Linked DNA regions of Mus musculus: region 2 is linked to region 1. The links are chromatin loops, found by intact Hi-C in ENCODE. Cell type or tissue: left cerebral cortex. All regions are shown on one strand.

Region 1 (8,000 bases):
CCAGTGGCCCTAGGACATATTTCCCTAATGGACTGGGCTTTGCACCAAGTTGCCAGAGCTATTGTCTCATCCTAGCAAAACACTTCTTGCTCTCACATAGACTGAGGACCTGGAGCTGCAAAGGTCCCCTGTGCCCTTTGTGAGACTCCATCCCTGGCAAGCTCCCTTCCCATCACAGGCAAGGACTGGGTGCAGATGGGTAACACTCCTGCTGGGGGGCGTTACTAGGCTCATCATCTCTCTCGTACCTGCAAAGATGTGCCCTCAGTGCTACTGCTACCAATAGGCCACACCTCACCAAGTCCACCCAGACCAGGGACTTCACTGCATGCCCACTGCTGCTTCCTCCCCAGCCACTGTCACCAAAGGGTGGATGTAGTAGCAGCCCGTGGATATCAAGTGTCTCGCTTCCTCTCTTCCCCACAGCTCTTTGTATGCCAGCAACCAACGCACCCACAAAAGGATAAAACTTTTACCGCTGAAAATCCTAGGAGGCTTACAAAGGAAACCATCTTGATAGGGGACCCTGCATGAACTGGCCTTCCCCAGCCTCCTCACCCATTTTCTGCATTGTGGAACTGGCCTTGTCCCCCAGGACTTTTCACCAACTTCGCATGACCATGCGGCCCTAGAATCCCTCCCTAGGCTCCAGAACCTCGGGTTTGCTTTACACCTTCCCTCGACACAAGACGGTCATGCATTCTGTCCTACAGGCAAAGCACGGTTCCCTGCTCCTCTTGAGTGTCAGGGCCAGCACTGTGAACACTAGGGATCTAATGTATGTGTGTATCAGACAGTCATCTCCTCAGGCAACTAACTGTCCTTTCTGTACGTGAGGAAACTGAGGGTAGGCCTTCTCCATTATGTTGATGGTAACGCCGGCTCCCCTGGCCCTTAGAAGTCATTGAAAATGTTATACAAATCGGTGTCTTATAAAGTCAGTCATATTGGATGCTTCAGTTCTTGTCGGGTCAGTAGGGTATGGTGGCTCACACATGCAAACTCAGTACCGGGAGGCTGAGACATGCTTGAGATAGTTTTGAACATTTCACAAAAGCACTGAAACTCATGGAAAGAGCGCTGGCTCTGGAGTCCTGAGAGGGCATCTCTTGCTCCCCGTGAGACCTAGGCCAGCTCCTTGTACAGCCCACCACTCACAGTGAAGACATCCCAAGGACTGCTTTATTGCTGGCTATGAAAACTCCTGGCACAGAACCTGGCATACACTGAGCAAAGCAGGCAATATTAATCTGTACTAGTGACATCCACCTGGGAAGGGACATCTTCACCCTCTCCTGGCCATCTGTCACAGCAGGCCACTCAGGTGGCAGCAGCTGTGGTGAATGGAACAGTCCTGGTCCTGTTAGAACTCAGTTTTCAGACTCAGTCCACCCAGATTATCAACCTCATCACACGCTCCCTCACCATCTCTGCTGAGAGACAACCCAGCTCCCTTCTCTACCCACATGAGCTTCACGACCTATGGCTACAGAGCAGCAAAAACTCAGTGTTCCAGGTCTCCGAAAACTGTTCTTTTTCAAAAGATTTATTTATGCAGATGAGTGCTCTATCTGCATGTAACCCTGCAAGCCGGAAGAGAGCATCGGATCCCATTACAGATAGTTGTGAGCCACTGTGTGGTTGCTGGGAATTGAACTCAGGACCTCTGGAAGGGTAGTCAGTGCCCTTAACCTCCCCGCCCCCTTGTTTTTGCTGTTGAAAAACTGTGAGCCTGCTTTCCTATAAAAGAAAAAATGGAAGTACTTTTTTTTTCATCTTTTAACAACTCTCAAGAATATTTTAACAATGTGTTCTTGCTACTTTTGTTATCCGTGTGTTCAGGAGGGGGGGGGGAGTGGGGGAGGACATGAGCACATAGGTGCAGGCTCCTGAGCAGGCGGAGGCAGCACTGGGTCCCTCAGCTGGGTGCTGGAAACCACACTGGAGTCCTTTGGAAGAGCAAGTACTCCTAGATCCAGGCCACCTCTCCAGCCCCTCAAAAACATCCTTTATATCAAACTCCAGACACCCACGTAGGAATCCACACTTGGAACAAGCTCCACGGAGCAGTCCACTGCATCCCAGTCGGAGCCTGTTCTGCTTTCTCAAAGTGGAGTTTACATCCACTGAACTAGCCTCGAGCACAGTCTTCATACATATAACAAATACCCGACCAGAGTAAAAGGCAGACAAAAAACTGCATCCCAAACTGAGTCCCTGCCTTGTCCTTCCAGGGTGTCTCAGCTCAAGGCTGCCTGCTCTGCATGAGCTCCACAGCCACTGTCTGGGAAAGCTTGGTGATCTGGAACAGCCAGGTCTAGGGCTGGGATGCAGCTCAGTTGGTAGAGTGCTTGACTAGCAAGCCCAAGGCACCAAAGAAACCAGATGTGACAGCACACATCGATACTCCAACGGATACAGGAACACCAGAAGTTCAATGTTATCCTCAACTACATAGTTTGAAGCCAGCCCAGGCTACCCACCCAGCTCTGCCTAGAATAAACCTCATGTACATGAAGCCCCTGAGAACAGTGAGCCATGGATGGTGGTGGCCCAGCACGATCACAGACCACTTAACAACCCATGCTTTGCTGAGGGGTCCAGCCTCGTCTACATCATCCTTCACCGTGAGCCAGTTCACCACAGCTCCACTACCCGACCATGGACCGCTTTCGCCCTCTCAGGCGCACCTCATCTAACTTCTTCAGCACTGGACTGGACTTCTGGGTCGAGGCCCCGTAACTCTTCAGAAAGGCTTCAAACACGGTCTCGGTGTGGGGGTGCGTGCTGAGGAAGGCCTTCTCCAGGACATAGAGGTCGACGCCTTTATCTTCCGGCAGTCCTGAGACAAAGCTCAGCCCAAAGTCGATGAGCACGATGTGCAGCTGCGCCAGGGGCCGCCTCAGGAGCATGTTGGAGGTGGTGAGGTCCCCGTGAATGAGGTCTTGGTCGTGCATTCCGGCCAGAACCTGCCCCATCCTCCTGGCCAGGTCCAAGAGGCACTGGGGGTCCTTTTCAGTCTCCATAGTGGATTGGATATAATCCCGAACAGTCACCGAGTCTTCGATTTCTTCCATATATAAGCAGTTAGACGCATAGTCCACAAAGAAGACGACTGGGGCAGCTATCCCTGCAATGGACACACGTGGTTAGGGAACGCATCTTCATGAAGGCCAGCTTCATGCACAGGCAGACAGCTTTGGAACAGGGTTTAGACTACTGTGGAAAATGATACAATTTATCCAGAGCTTGCCCTGTTAAAGCCCTGCAGGACTACGGCCTGAGACCAGGCCAGGGTAAGTCTGGAAGTATCAAGGCTTGCTCCTCCTTTCTCAAGCCACCTGAGGACTGGAATTCATTGCTGCTCCCTAAAAACAAACAAAACAAGAAGCCAGAAGGAAAGCATCCTGCAGTCTGGGCAGTTTCTACCTGACAGTCACCAGGCAAGTGGCTAAGCAGGGTGTCACCTTACAGGCTCATCTGTGCTCTGGAACAGGCAGGTTCAGATCCCTTATTAGGCGTGAAACCTCAAGGTTCCCTTAGCTACTCTATGCCTCAGTCTCCACAACTGTAAAGTGGTAACAAAACCTCCAGTTAACACCAGGAGTCTCTCCTGAATGTCAACCAAGTTCAGAACAGTTTCCTAGAAACTGGGGTACCAAGGTAGCCCCCACCCATGTCTGATAAAACTTACAAAAGGTAAAGGAGAATATATGAACACTTCTTTATAACTCCATTGCCCCTCTAGGGCAGAAAAGCACAGGCCTGTTCACTTCTGCATTTCCCCTGGCTCCTGGCACCTATCAATGTCCTGGCAGTGGGCACCTAAAAACCATTAAAGAGAAAAATAGCAAAGGCTCGGTGGTTCTGGGCCACAGACAGGCTGCCTGGTAGCTGTGGAACCTCAGGCACTTCCCCTCTTTGAGTCTCATTTTCTCTGGAGTAATGTTGTTGTTGTTGTTGTTGTTTTGTGGGGGTGTGGATGTTTTTTAAAGAAAAGAATAACAATTTAATGAAATCAAACATTTACTGAACTATGTCAGCATAAGAACATGTGATGCATATGCCTTCTTTAATGACCACAATATCCCTGAGATTCCGGTGACATACAAGGTAACTGGGCTAGACGACTCGCTGAATGGCTACGAGGGAGACAATGCAGGGAGAATGTGAATCCACAGAGCCCGGCTCCTGCCACCCGCCTGTCAGGACACCTACTGCTTAAGACCACCAAATGGAGAGGGAAGGACGGTAAGCAGAAACAGAGAAATGAGAAACGGAGGGACCCGAGCGCTAAACAAGCCCCGCGAACCAAACAGAATGGCGTCCTGACTGTCGCCTTGAGTCCTTAAGCATTGCCATCTGATCCTGTCCCCTAGAAATCGGAGCCCCGTCTCTCACGTCCCACTGGTCTCCCGCAGCCCTGTCTGTCCCGTCTCCCGGAGCCCCGTCCGGCCCCCCTCACCCGCACGGCGGCAGCGGAGCAGCGCGCGCGCCTCCTGCACTGTCCGCCGCCGGCCGAGCCGCGCCTCCAGCTCCGGGTGCCGGTAGCTCTTCGGGAAGCGGTGCTTCACCACGGCCGCGCGGCCCTGGAAGCGGCCACGGAAGACGCGCGCCTCGGCGCCCTGCTGCACCAGCTCTAGGCCGCTCAGGAAGAGGCGGCTCCGCTCGCGCGCAGCGGCCAGCGCCTCGGCCTCCGCCTCCGAGGACGTGCCAGCCATGCCTCCGACTCCTTCCGACCCTGACCGCGCCGCTTCCGCTCGCTTCGGAAATCCTCCGGCCTCTTCCGCCATTAACACCGCCCCACACAACACACTTCACCCTGCTAGTTTGGTTCCGCCTCGCGACCTTTCCGCGCTCAGCGGAGCCTCTAGGACCTGTAGACTTGGCCCTTCCCTGTCTGTCTTCGTGAGCGCTCAGCAACTTTAGGCCAACAGCTTCTCACTCTTCATCACGGTGATGCTCCGGCTTTGGGACCTTTTTTTTTTTTTTTTTTTTTTTGAGACAGAGTCTCACGGTGTAGCTCAGATTAGCTTTGAACTCGTGTCCCACTTCAGTCTATGGAAACATGCTCTAAGCCGGGAAGGAGGCAGGGACTAGGCGAAGCTTTCTATCCGGAGACGCCACCTGATGCCTGGCACCAGCCTGTCAGCAGCCAGCACCATCCCTCTCAGATCCGGTATCTTCAACTACAGAATGAGGCTGCCTGGTTCTGCTAGGGTGAGGGCTTATCAGAATTAAGAGGCTGATTACGCGGTGCCGGTGGACAGGGCTCTCTTCACATGGCCTTTGACCCCCTTGTCCCTGCCCCACGCTCCTTGGGGCTCTGTTGAAAATACAGAAGAGAAGCCCTTGAGTCCCGGGTTGCTATGGCACCAGCATCTTGGCTCTGTGGTCCCTGGGTTTCGTTCATATTCATGGCAGGTCCCTTTTCATAATCAGACCCTTTGTGTGGGCAAAATGTGTTTTCCAGCAAAGCGCACCCAGAACCCGGTTCGTTTATATCCCCCAGTGCTCAAGTCTGTAGCTTCATTATCATAATTGTTTGTGTCCACCCAGCCGTCTCTATGGTAACCAAACCCATCTGAACCCTTGCCTTAGAAATCTAACTGTGCAAAGGTGCTGACCAAAGCCAGGCTTGCTAAGTCAGGCTGAGTTTAGCTCTTTAAAGCGGCTTCAAACCTTTCAGTGTCTCCCTACTGTGCTAAGAAGAAAGACCTAAACCTTAACTGGGCCCATGGACTCCTGCATCCCTTATAAACCCTCCCCTCTCCAGAATCCCCACCCATCCTCCATGATGCTCCCTCGGCACAGAGCCTTTGCACCTGCTATTTCCTCTGCAGGGAAATGTTTGTCCAGCTCCATATCACCTAGAGCTGCAGGTTATTCTCCACTGCAGGGTCACTTCCCCAGACAAGCCCTTCCTAGCCTCTATGAGGAGAGTGAGTTCAACTGTTATCAGCCCTGGTTTTCTACTTTCCAGACCTGTTTCAGATTCCCTTTGGTTTTGGCCGTTCAACTGCTTGATTGATGACCCACCCACCCCCCAACACACTTTACCCTGCTAGAGTGGTTCCCATCACACAGAGCCCCCCACCCTCCTGCTGTGTAGCTACTCACAAGGCAGGGATTGTATTGCTTCCATCTCTCCCTCAGCACCAAAGAGGTGGGTACTGGCCTAGAGTGTCTTAGGGATGGTGCATATGTGTGATCCCAACACTCAGAGGCTGTGCAGTGCTCAGATGCTCAGACAGGAGACTGCAAGCCTGATACTAAGTGAGACTGGGGGGTTGAGGGTAGGGACGTTTAGATTCAAATTTTGACCTTTTAAAAATATTTCATGAGTGTGTGTGTGTGTGAGACTTTTTTTAAACAACCAAATGGGGAAGTGGAATTGACAGTTTCTTGTCTACCTGAGTGCTGAAAAGGTCGTTAGAGATGTGGGTGGAAACCTTAAAGCACTGAATGAGTAAATGAGTTGACTGGAGAGATGAGAGACAGGCTGGTCCACAACTGGCCCCTGTAACTTGGCGGGAGAGCAGGAAGCTGGTGACTAAGGGTGGGTGGCAGGGACCCTCTTTATTTTGCTATTTCCAGGGGCAGGTAGTATAAAGTGCAAGTTTGACTGTAAAGTCATATATTCCAGGCTCCATCCCAAGAAATATCAGAAGGGAATTTGGTAGGGATTCCCGGCTACCGGTGAGAAGTGGGCTGGCCAGCTATGTTCCTCGAGAAACAGCAAGTGTTCTGCTGAGAACAAGAGCCAATGCAGAGAGCCAGTGTCTTCTATAATGGGGAGGGGTCCTAAGAATATGGAAATTTTATCCAGGAAGAGGGATGTCGATGGGCTAAAAGCCTGTAACAGAGTGACTGCCTCCAAGACAAGGGCTGTCACTAGCAATTGAGAGAGCTCACCTCACAGATAACGCTGTACATGTGGAGTTCCCAACTTGTGTGTTTCAGCCTTTCTAGAATTCTAACACTGCTGTGGTGGTTTGAATGAAATGACCTCCACAGGCTCATAGGGACTGGCGCTATTAGGAGGTGTGGCCTTGCTGGAATAGGTGTGGCCTTGTGGGAGGAAGTGTGTCACTGGGGGTGGATTTTGAGGTTTCATATGCTTAAGCCAGGCCCAGTGTCACTGTTCCTCCTGTTGCCTGCCAATGTGGAGATAGAGCTCTCAGCTACCTCTCCATGTCCATGTCTGCCTGAATGCCACCATGCTTCCTGCCATGACGATAATTGACTGAACCTTTGAACTGTAAGCCAGCCCCAATTAAATGTTTTCCTTTATAAGAGTTGTCACAGTCATGGTATCTATTCATAGCCATAAAACCCTAAGACATCTGCCAATAGCAAGACAGAGAAGCAGAGGATTTCTCTCTCCTGTTCTTGTCCAAACTGTAAGCAAACCTCTCTCTGCTCACCAATTCTTGACTCCGATGTTTTTGACAAAGTGTGGGACAAAGACCCTGAGACCCCTGGGTCACAGAGGTACTGCTTCCAACCCCCCATGGGGAGGGTCACACACACTGAGGTGACTGATGAGGGACCTCTGCCCTGGCCTAGAAGAAGAGCATGGACCAAGAATGTTTCCATATGGCACTGTGCTCTGACCAGGGTGCACTTGGGTGGAGGACAGGGGCCTTCCCCTTGGGTATACTGCCAGCTAGGGTGGGGACTCATGACTAGGGTGGCAACAAGAAACAAGCTTAAAGGAAGGAGAAATATATTAGGCACCATCTGAACTTACATCCATCTCCCTTCCTCTTCTCTCCTTCTCTCCTCTGCCAGCTCTCTCCTCCAATGGGGTCACTTTCTGGGGAACTGGCACCTGCTATCTTCACCACCCCCAGCAGAGGGCACCCCTGAATCAGTTTCCTATGGTAGAAACAGCAGGTGCAAAGGGGGTGTGATGGGGCAGGAGGGGGGATTCTGGAGAGGGCAGGAGCTCACACCCTCAGCACAGAAGGGAGTTGTTGGAGGGTTTGGTGCAGGTT
Region 2 (8,000 bases), 1.3 Mb after region 1:
GGGGCATGAGCAAGCCTCTGCTAAACTGATCAGAGTGGACGAATTTTCACACTCACCCCATTTTTTTTGTGCTGTTCATGGAATACCAGCTATAAGTAGGAGGCACCTTTGAGTTTAATTTACACAATTTACTTGAACTGGGGACTGTAGCTGTAGTTGATTAACATGGGCTCTCTCCCTGGCAGCGGCAGCTGCGCACATTCCTCGCTACCGGCCCCAATGCTTTGGATTCTCAAACGAAAGAAAGACAGACAGACAGACAGACAGACACACACACACACACACACACACACACACACAGAGAGAGAGAGAGAGAGAGAAAGCCTTATATTTAACATCTCAATCAGCTTAATGGTTAGGCCACTCCCCAATTTCTACACTGCTAACACCTCCCCTCCAAAACTCCTGAGTTATTACTTATTAAAATCTATATTCCACCTTTGCTACCTTAGGGCCAGTTGGGGGTGGTGGGTGCTGGGGTCCCTCTCCTCCAGCTCTGACATGATTGTATGCTTTCCCTTCTGCAGCTCTCAAGCCTGGATCTTCTTTCTCTCCTGACAATGGTGATTCTCCTTCTTCCTAGGTGCCCTTGTCCTCTAATCCTGAAGTCCCGCCTCTGTCTCCCTGCCCAGCTATTGACCACCAGTAAATTTATTTGCCAACCAAAGCCGAGTTGGGGCAGAGGCACTTAGCACCTTACATGGAATATTCTCATGCAATTTTGGGAACCAATAATGCAAGCATTAAACCAAGTTTACAACAAGGAGAGCTGGAGAGCTTCCACTTGCCAAGTATATGTTCTTGTATATAAATATATCTGTGTGTTCTGTGTGTATGTGTTTCTTTGCATGGGAATTTATGTGTGTTGGACCTTGTATTTTGTGTTTGTATATATTTCTATGTATTCTTGGGAATATCTATGTTTGTGTTTATGAGTATATGACTGTCTTGTGTATTTGGGTTTTTTTTTTTTTTTTTTTTTTTTTTTTTTGGTTTGTTTTTTTGAGACAGGGCTTCTCTGTATAGCTCTGGCTGTCCTGGAACTCACTCTGTAGACCAGGCTGTCCTCGAACTTAAAATCCACCTGCCTCTACCTCCCAAGTTCTGGGATTAAAGGCGTGCGCCACCACTGCCCGGCTGTCTTGTGTATTTGTGTATGTGTTAATGTGTATGATGAATGTGCTTGTGTGCTTTCTCTGTGTGTTTGTGTTGTTTGTGAGTGTGTGTTTTGAATTTGAATGTTCTATGTTTTCTATGTGTTTGTGAATATTTTTGTGGAGCCTTTGTCTGTTTGTGTGTGTCTGCCTGTATGTATTTTTGTGTCTGTGATTGTATGAATGCTTTTTTGTTTGTGTTTCTGTATATGATGGTGTATATGTGTGTTTGATTTTTGTGTTAGTATATTACTGTATGCCTGTGTTGGTGTCTATGTATTTCTGTGTTTCTGTGCGTGCTTGTGTTTTGTGTTAATTTGTGTTTACATATTTGTGTGTTTGTATGTAGTTTTCATTTGTTGTATTTATGCATGTGTTTGTGTGTTTCTCGTTTGTAAGTTTTGTGATTGTGTGTGTTGTGTTTATGTGTGTGTTGTGATTCTGTGTGACTGTGTATGTTTTTTATTTTATGTGCCAGGGGCCAGGTTGGCAATTCTTATTTTATCTTGATTCTCTCTTGAGGTAGCAGAGCTGGAAGACCATCAGCAGGTGCAAGACTTGGTCTTGTGAGATATTTAAGGTTGGGTTACAGTTTAATAATAAGATGTTTATCTGTCTTAAATCTAAGTCACTTTGCTGCTGTAGCTGACTGCCTGAGTTCCTGAGGCCAGAAACCTTATCCTAGAACAGCAGGGGATTAAGTAAACTGGCCTTTGTTCTATCACTAAGGAACTGCAAGGCTCTATCTTCCCGCTTGCTAGGTGAAGTTGCAGGAAGAGAAGGGGGACACTTTGAAAAGTGATTTTAATCTTTATTTCTAAGTTCTCTCTAAAAAGTTTTCTATAAAAGTTCTCTAAGAAAGTCCTTCTAAAAGGTTCTTCTCTCTAAAAAAATTTTCATTTCTCTAAGGAAAAGGGGATCCTGTCTCTCTTTGTCCTCAGCATTTATCCATTTTTCAGAATACATGATCACATGGTAAAAAGTTCATCACAAGTTTGCACATAAATTCAAATCATAAATTGAATAAGAAGTTTACAACAGAGAAATTTTACATGCATGACCATTAACATTCATCATCTGTCACTAGCTCTGCAGGTTATTTTTTGTGAATTAGTAAGTTACATATGGATAAACCCAGTCAATATATATATATATATATTTTTTTTTTGAGACAGAGTTTCTTTGTGTAGCCCTGGCTGTCCTGGAACTCACTCTGTAGACCAGGCTGACCTCGAACTCAGAAATCCGCCTGCCTCTGTCTCCCAAGTGCTGGGATTAAAGGTGTGTGCCACCATTGCCCGGCTCCAGTCAATATTTTATCTTCTGTCCTTGCACCTATAGTAAATCATTAGTTTCCTTTTTATGACCTTTGGTTAATTGTTTTACAACCTCTTAGAATGTGCTCTGAGTTGTAGATGAGTGTTTGCTATCTCAGAAGCAATTAACTCAAGACTGGTAGAGTTCTCATTGAAGTTTTGATTATCAGAGAGAACTTAATAGCAGTCCTATTGTAAAAGATGTTAATAATCACTGATATAATTTTAGGAATTCTTTCAGGATCATCATTAAGAATTAAGAAGTCATCTATGTGTCTATATAACATCACTACAAGACCGTGCATTGTTGTTCTGCAGAGATCTGCTCAAAAGGGTGAGCTAATGTGTAGTGATTGTTATATAAATTTAATAATAACAGGAAACGCATATTAACAGCAGAAATCTTTCCTAAAGTGTAATCTTCTTGGCTTACCTAGAAAAGCAGATCTGTCATTAACTTTGATAGTCCATGGCAGAACCATCTCAGAAGATCACCTGCTAGTTTTTAGCTTCTCTCTGACATTTATGTGTGTTTGTGTGTATTTGTATTTTGTATTTATGTGTGTTTGTGTGTATTTGTGTGTATTTATGTATCCATAAATGATTTTGTGTGCCTTGTTTATGTATGTTATGTGATTTTTTTTTCCTTTTTTGAGACAGGGTTTTGGTTGGGTTTTTTGTTGTTGTTTGTTAATTTTAATTTTTGTTTTGGGGGGGTTTGAGACAAGTTTTTTTTTCTGTGTAACCGTGACTGTCACGTGTATATATATATGACTGTTTTATGTGCTATTTGCATTTACTTATGTGTTTGTGTATTTATTTGTGCTTGTGTATTTGCATTTGTTTGTGTGTTTGTGTATATATTTCTGTTTGTATGTGTACAAATATTTAGGTACATGTCTTTCTCTGTACTTGTTTGTAATAGTCAGCTTCTGTCACAAAGTTGCTGCATAACAAATAGGCACCACAAAAAGAGGGCCACAAAATCTACCAATGGCCAGCACAGCACCTAATGATGCAGGAGAGTCGCCCCCTGCTGGGCAGCAGACAGCAAGTGCCAGCTCCTGAGAAGGTAAAGCCTGTTGGGGTGAGAGCTGGCAAAGAGGAAGAACTTGAGAAGCATTGGGTTATAAATTAAGATGGCGTTCCATGGGCTTCCATGGAGCTGTGTCTCACATAATTCTCCTGGTTTTAGTATGCCATATGCTGCCGCCGCCGCAGTTGTGAATAGTACAAAATGCCCACCCTGTTCATCACTGTACTAGGACCTTGGCCCAGCTCTCTCATTATACTGAATCCAATACTCAAACATTCTGTCCCAGCTCTGCAGAGAATAGGAGATAGTTTGGTGAGAGAAGGATCTATAAGAGTTGCAGGAGGTCCCTGCAGGGCCATATGGGCTGATGAAGTTTTAGGTCTGAATTCTTAGCACAGTACAGAGTCACTGAAAGGTTTGAACCAGGTTTACAGAGCTAAACTCAGCCTGACTTAGCAAGCCTGGCTCTGGTCAGCACCTTTGCACAGTAGATTTCTAAGGCAAGGGTTCAGATGGGTTTGGTTACCATAGAGACGGCTGTGTGGACACAAACAATTATGATAATGAAGCTACAGACTTGAGCACTGGGGGATGTAAACGGAACGGGTTCTGGGTGTGTTTTGCTGGAGAACACATCCTGCCACACAAAGGGTCTGATGATGAAAAGGAACCTGTCATGAATATGAACGAAACCCAGGGACCACAGAGCCAAGATGCTGGTGCCATAGCAACCCGGGATCCAAGGGCTTCTCTTCTGTTCCAGGAATAAGAAGGGCAGAGTGTGAGTGTTGCAGCTCTAAAGGGAAAGGCTTCCCCTATAGAAGTGTTACAGCTCTGCTGTGGCGGCTGCTGTCTGGGAAGTTTTCCCCAGTCCAAGTTACAGCTGTTCCTCAGCAAAGCTACTCTGAGAGGTATCCTGGCTATCGGGAGTCAAGGAATACCACAAAGTTACACTGCACAACAAACCTCACACAAGAGATTTATTGGGAGGGTGGCTGCCTCTGCTCAAGCCGGAAGCAGCAGCGAACTGAGCAGCAGACAGGGTTTATATGGAGTTTCTTGGGAATGGCGGGAGCTTTCCCGGTAAAGATTTCCAGGGTGAGGATTGCTGGGATTTCAACTCCTGAGCTTGGAACAGCTCAGGAATTGGTGGGTTTCTGGGGCCAATTCAGTGATTGATGCATTTCTGTTCTTGGCCCTGGTTTTAGGCTTGAGGTCTAGTTAAGGTCAAGGTGTTTTTTCTTTGGCCCTTTATCCTACACAGAAGTCATGCGAAGAGGGCCTCTGTCCACCGGCATCTTGTAATCAGGCTCTTGTTAAATTCTGATAAGCCCCAACCCCAGAAGAACCAGGCAGCCTCATTCTGAAGAATAGGAAACCGGAACTCAAAGGGATGGTGTGGGCTGCTGACATCGGTTGGCATCACCAGGTAGAAAGCTTTGCCTAGTCTGTCTGTCCTTCCCTCTTGGATTACATAGTACGTTTCCATCGGTTAATGTGTGAGGATCACAAGTTCAAAGCTAACCTGAGATACACAGTGAGATCCGGTCTTTAAAAAGTAAAGGATTTTTCTATGCTAGTAGAAAGGAGCAGAGTATCCCCAACAGCATCGCCAACGAGTTTCCTGAGAGAGCTAGAGAGAGAGAGAGAGAGAAGCTGTTGACTAAAAGTTGCCGAGCGCACACGGATACAGACAGGAACCAAGTCTACAGGGAAGGGCCAAGTCTACAGGTCCGAGAGGCTCCGCTGAGCGCGGAAAGGTCGCGAGGCGGAACCACACTAGCAGGGTGAAGTGTGTTGTGGGAGCGGTGTTCATGGCGGAAGAGGCCGGAGGATTTCCGAAGCGAGCGGAAGCGGCGCGGTCAGGGTCGGAAGGAGTCGGAGGCATGGCTGGTGTGTCCTCGGAGGCGGAGGCCGAGGCGCTGGCCGCGGCGCGCGAGCGGAGCCGCCTCTTCCTGAGCGGCCTAGAGCTGGTGCAGCAGGGCGCCGAGGCGCGCGTTTTCCGTGGCCGCTTCCAGGGCCGCGCGGCCGTGGTGAAGCACCGCTTCCCGAAGAGTTACCGGCACCCGGAGCTGGAGGCGCGGCTCGGCCGTCGGCGGACGGTGCAGGAGGCGCGCGCGCTGCTCCGCTGCCGCCGTGCGGGTGAGGGGGGCCGGACGGGGCTCCGGGAGACGGGACAGACAGGGCTGCGGGAGACCGGTGGGACGGGAGAGACCGGGCTCCGAGTTCCGGGGGTCCGGACCAAATAACAACGCCCTGGGTAGTTTTAAGCATCTGTCCTGCCAGGCGCGCGTCTGGAGCTAGCTTTCTGAATTCAGATTATACCCTTCTGTGAGTTGCCTTGCCTAAATTTCCCGAGTTCTAATCGGAAGTCATAGTCGAGTTCGCATCTCGGGGATGTTGTGAGTGGCCTATACAAACGTGTATGTTGGCATGACATCCAATAAATGTCAGACTTCATGAAATCGTGTTTTGTTTGTTTGGTTTTGTTTTTTTCCAGACGGGGGTCTCATTGTAGCTGTGGCTTTCGTGAATCTCACTATGTAGACCAGGCAGATCTATAACTCAGAGATCTGATTAGCACAACTCCCATCTATTTTTAACACCCATTTGCTAGCCCCACGGAAAAGTTTTGTCCTCTTGAGAAACTGAGACACAAACGGGGAAAGGGCCAGAAGTTTCACAGCCACCAGGCCGCCTGACTTGGTGGCCCAGAACTGTGGCCTCTGCTTTTACACCTCTGTTCTTTTCTCCTTAGTGGTTGATAGGTGCCAGGAGACTGGGAAACGCAGCAGTGAACAGGCCTGTGCTTTTCTGCCCTAGAGGGGCAATGGAATTATAAAGAAGTGTTCATATATTCTCCTTTACCTTTTGTAAGTTTTACCAGACAGGGGTGGGGGCTACCTTGGTACCCCAGTTTCTAGGAAACTGTTCTGAACCTGGTTGACATTCAGGAGAGACTCCTGGCGTTAACTGGAGGTTTTGTTACCACTTTACAGTTGTGGAGACCGAGGCATAGAGTAGCTAAGGGAACCTTGAGGTTTCACGCCTAATAAGGGATTTGAACCTGCCTGTTCCAGAACACAGATGAGCCTGTAAGGTGACACCCTGCTTAGCCACTTGCCTGGTGACTGTCAGGTAGAAACTGCTCAGACTGCAGGATGCTTTCCTTCTGGCTTCTTGTTTTGTTTGTTTTTAGGGAGCAGCAATGAATTCCAGTCCTCAGGTGGCTTGAGAAAGGAGGAGCAAGCCTTGATACTTCCAGACTTACCCTGGCCTGGTCTCAGGCCGTAGTCCTGCAGGGCTTTAACAGGGCAAGCTCTGGATAAATTGTATCATTTTCCACAGTAGTCTAAACCCTGTTCCAAAGCAGGTTTAGGCTGAGAAACTGTCTGCCTGTGCATGAAGCCGGCCTTCATGAAGATGCGCTCCCTAACCACGTGTGTCCATTGCAGGGATAGCTGCCCCAGTCGTCTTCTTTGTGGACTATGCGTCTAACTGCTTATATATGGAAGAAATCGAAGACTCGGTGACTGTTCGGGATTATATCCAATCCACTATGGAGACTGAAAAGGACCCCCAGTGCCTCTTGGACCTGGCCAGGAGGATGGGGCAGGTTCTGGCCGGAATGCACGACCAAGACCTCATTCACGGGGACCTCACCACCTCCAACATGCTCCTGAGGCGGCCCCTGGCGCAGCTGCACATCGTGCTCATCGACTTTGGGCTGAGCTTTGTCTCAGGACTGCCGGAAGATAAAGGCGTCGACCTCTATGTCCTGGAGAAGGCCTTCCTCAGCACGCACCCCCACACCGAGACCGCGTTTGAAGCCTTTCTGAAGAGTTACGGGGCCTCGTCCAAGAAGTCCAGTCCAGTGCTGAAGAAGTTAGATGAGGTGCGCCTGAGAGGGCGAAAGCGGTCCATGGTCGGGTAGTGGAGCTGTGGTGAACTGGCTCACGGTGAAGGATGATGTAGACGAGGCTGGACCCCTCAGCAAAGCATGGGTTGTTAAGTGGTCTGTGATCGTGCTGGGCCACCACCATCCATGGCTCACTGTTCTCAGGGGCTTCATGTACATGAGGTTTATTCTGGGCAGAACTGGGTAGGTAGCCCAGGCTAGCCTTGAATTTATGGCAACATCCTACCTCAGCTTGCTTGGAAGAGGTTATAAGCCACCATACCTGACTTTGCACTGATTCTGTCAGAAACAAAACAACTATGACTCTATTTGTTTTTATATCTTCTTATATTTATTTTGTGTGTGTGCAAATGTGTCCATGGAGGTCAGAGAAGAACTTTTGAGAGTTAGCTCTCTGGATCTGTGTTGTAGAATCTGCCATATGGATTTCAGGGATTGAGTTCAGGTGATTAGGCTTGGCCATAAAATCCTGTATCCGGCGAGCCATCTCACTGGCTCACAAAACTATTTTTATGTTAATGGGCGGAATGGAGCTAGGACGTGGGGTGGTAGCTGGCGGGGGTTGGGCTAAGTCT

Evidence for each region. Peaks named below come from ENCODE experiments on the same cell type or tissue, not always from the same donor. Only the 100,000 strongest peaks of a DNase experiment are listed, where the experiment ranks them.
Region 2: it touches region 1 in a loop (37-fold over the local background); 8 of 42 quality-filtered maps call a loop at or near these places.

What each region holds. Positions count from the first base shown.
Region 1 is chr2:165,488,582-165,496,581 of GRCm38, forward strand. It overlaps Trp53rka (transformation related protein 53 regulating kinase A), which reads right to left and starts at 4,733. Exons shown (of 2, transcript NM_001007581.1): 1 at 4,466-4,733; 2 at 1,531-3,130. The coding sequence starts at 4,721. The coding sequence ends at 2,652. In left cerebral cortex, a CTCF peak has its summit at 7,851 (motif pointing right); DNase peaks (open chromatin) are centred at 4,272, 4,741, 5,435 and 7,868; H3K4me3 peaks cover 1,941 bases; H3K27ac peaks cover 1,850 bases.
Region 2 is chr2:166,788,421-166,796,420 of GRCm38, forward strand. Trp53rkb (transformation related protein 53 regulating kinase B) reads left to right here and starts at 5,347. Exons shown (of 2, transcript NM_023815.4): 1 at 5,347-5,648; 2 at 6,962-8,000. The coding sequence starts at 5,393. The coding sequence ends at 7,440. In left cerebral cortex, CTCF peaks have their summits at 44 and 3,506 (motif pointing left); DNase peaks (open chromatin) are centred at 4,166 and 5,317; H3K4me3 peaks cover 1,790 bases; H3K27ac peaks cover 1,534 bases.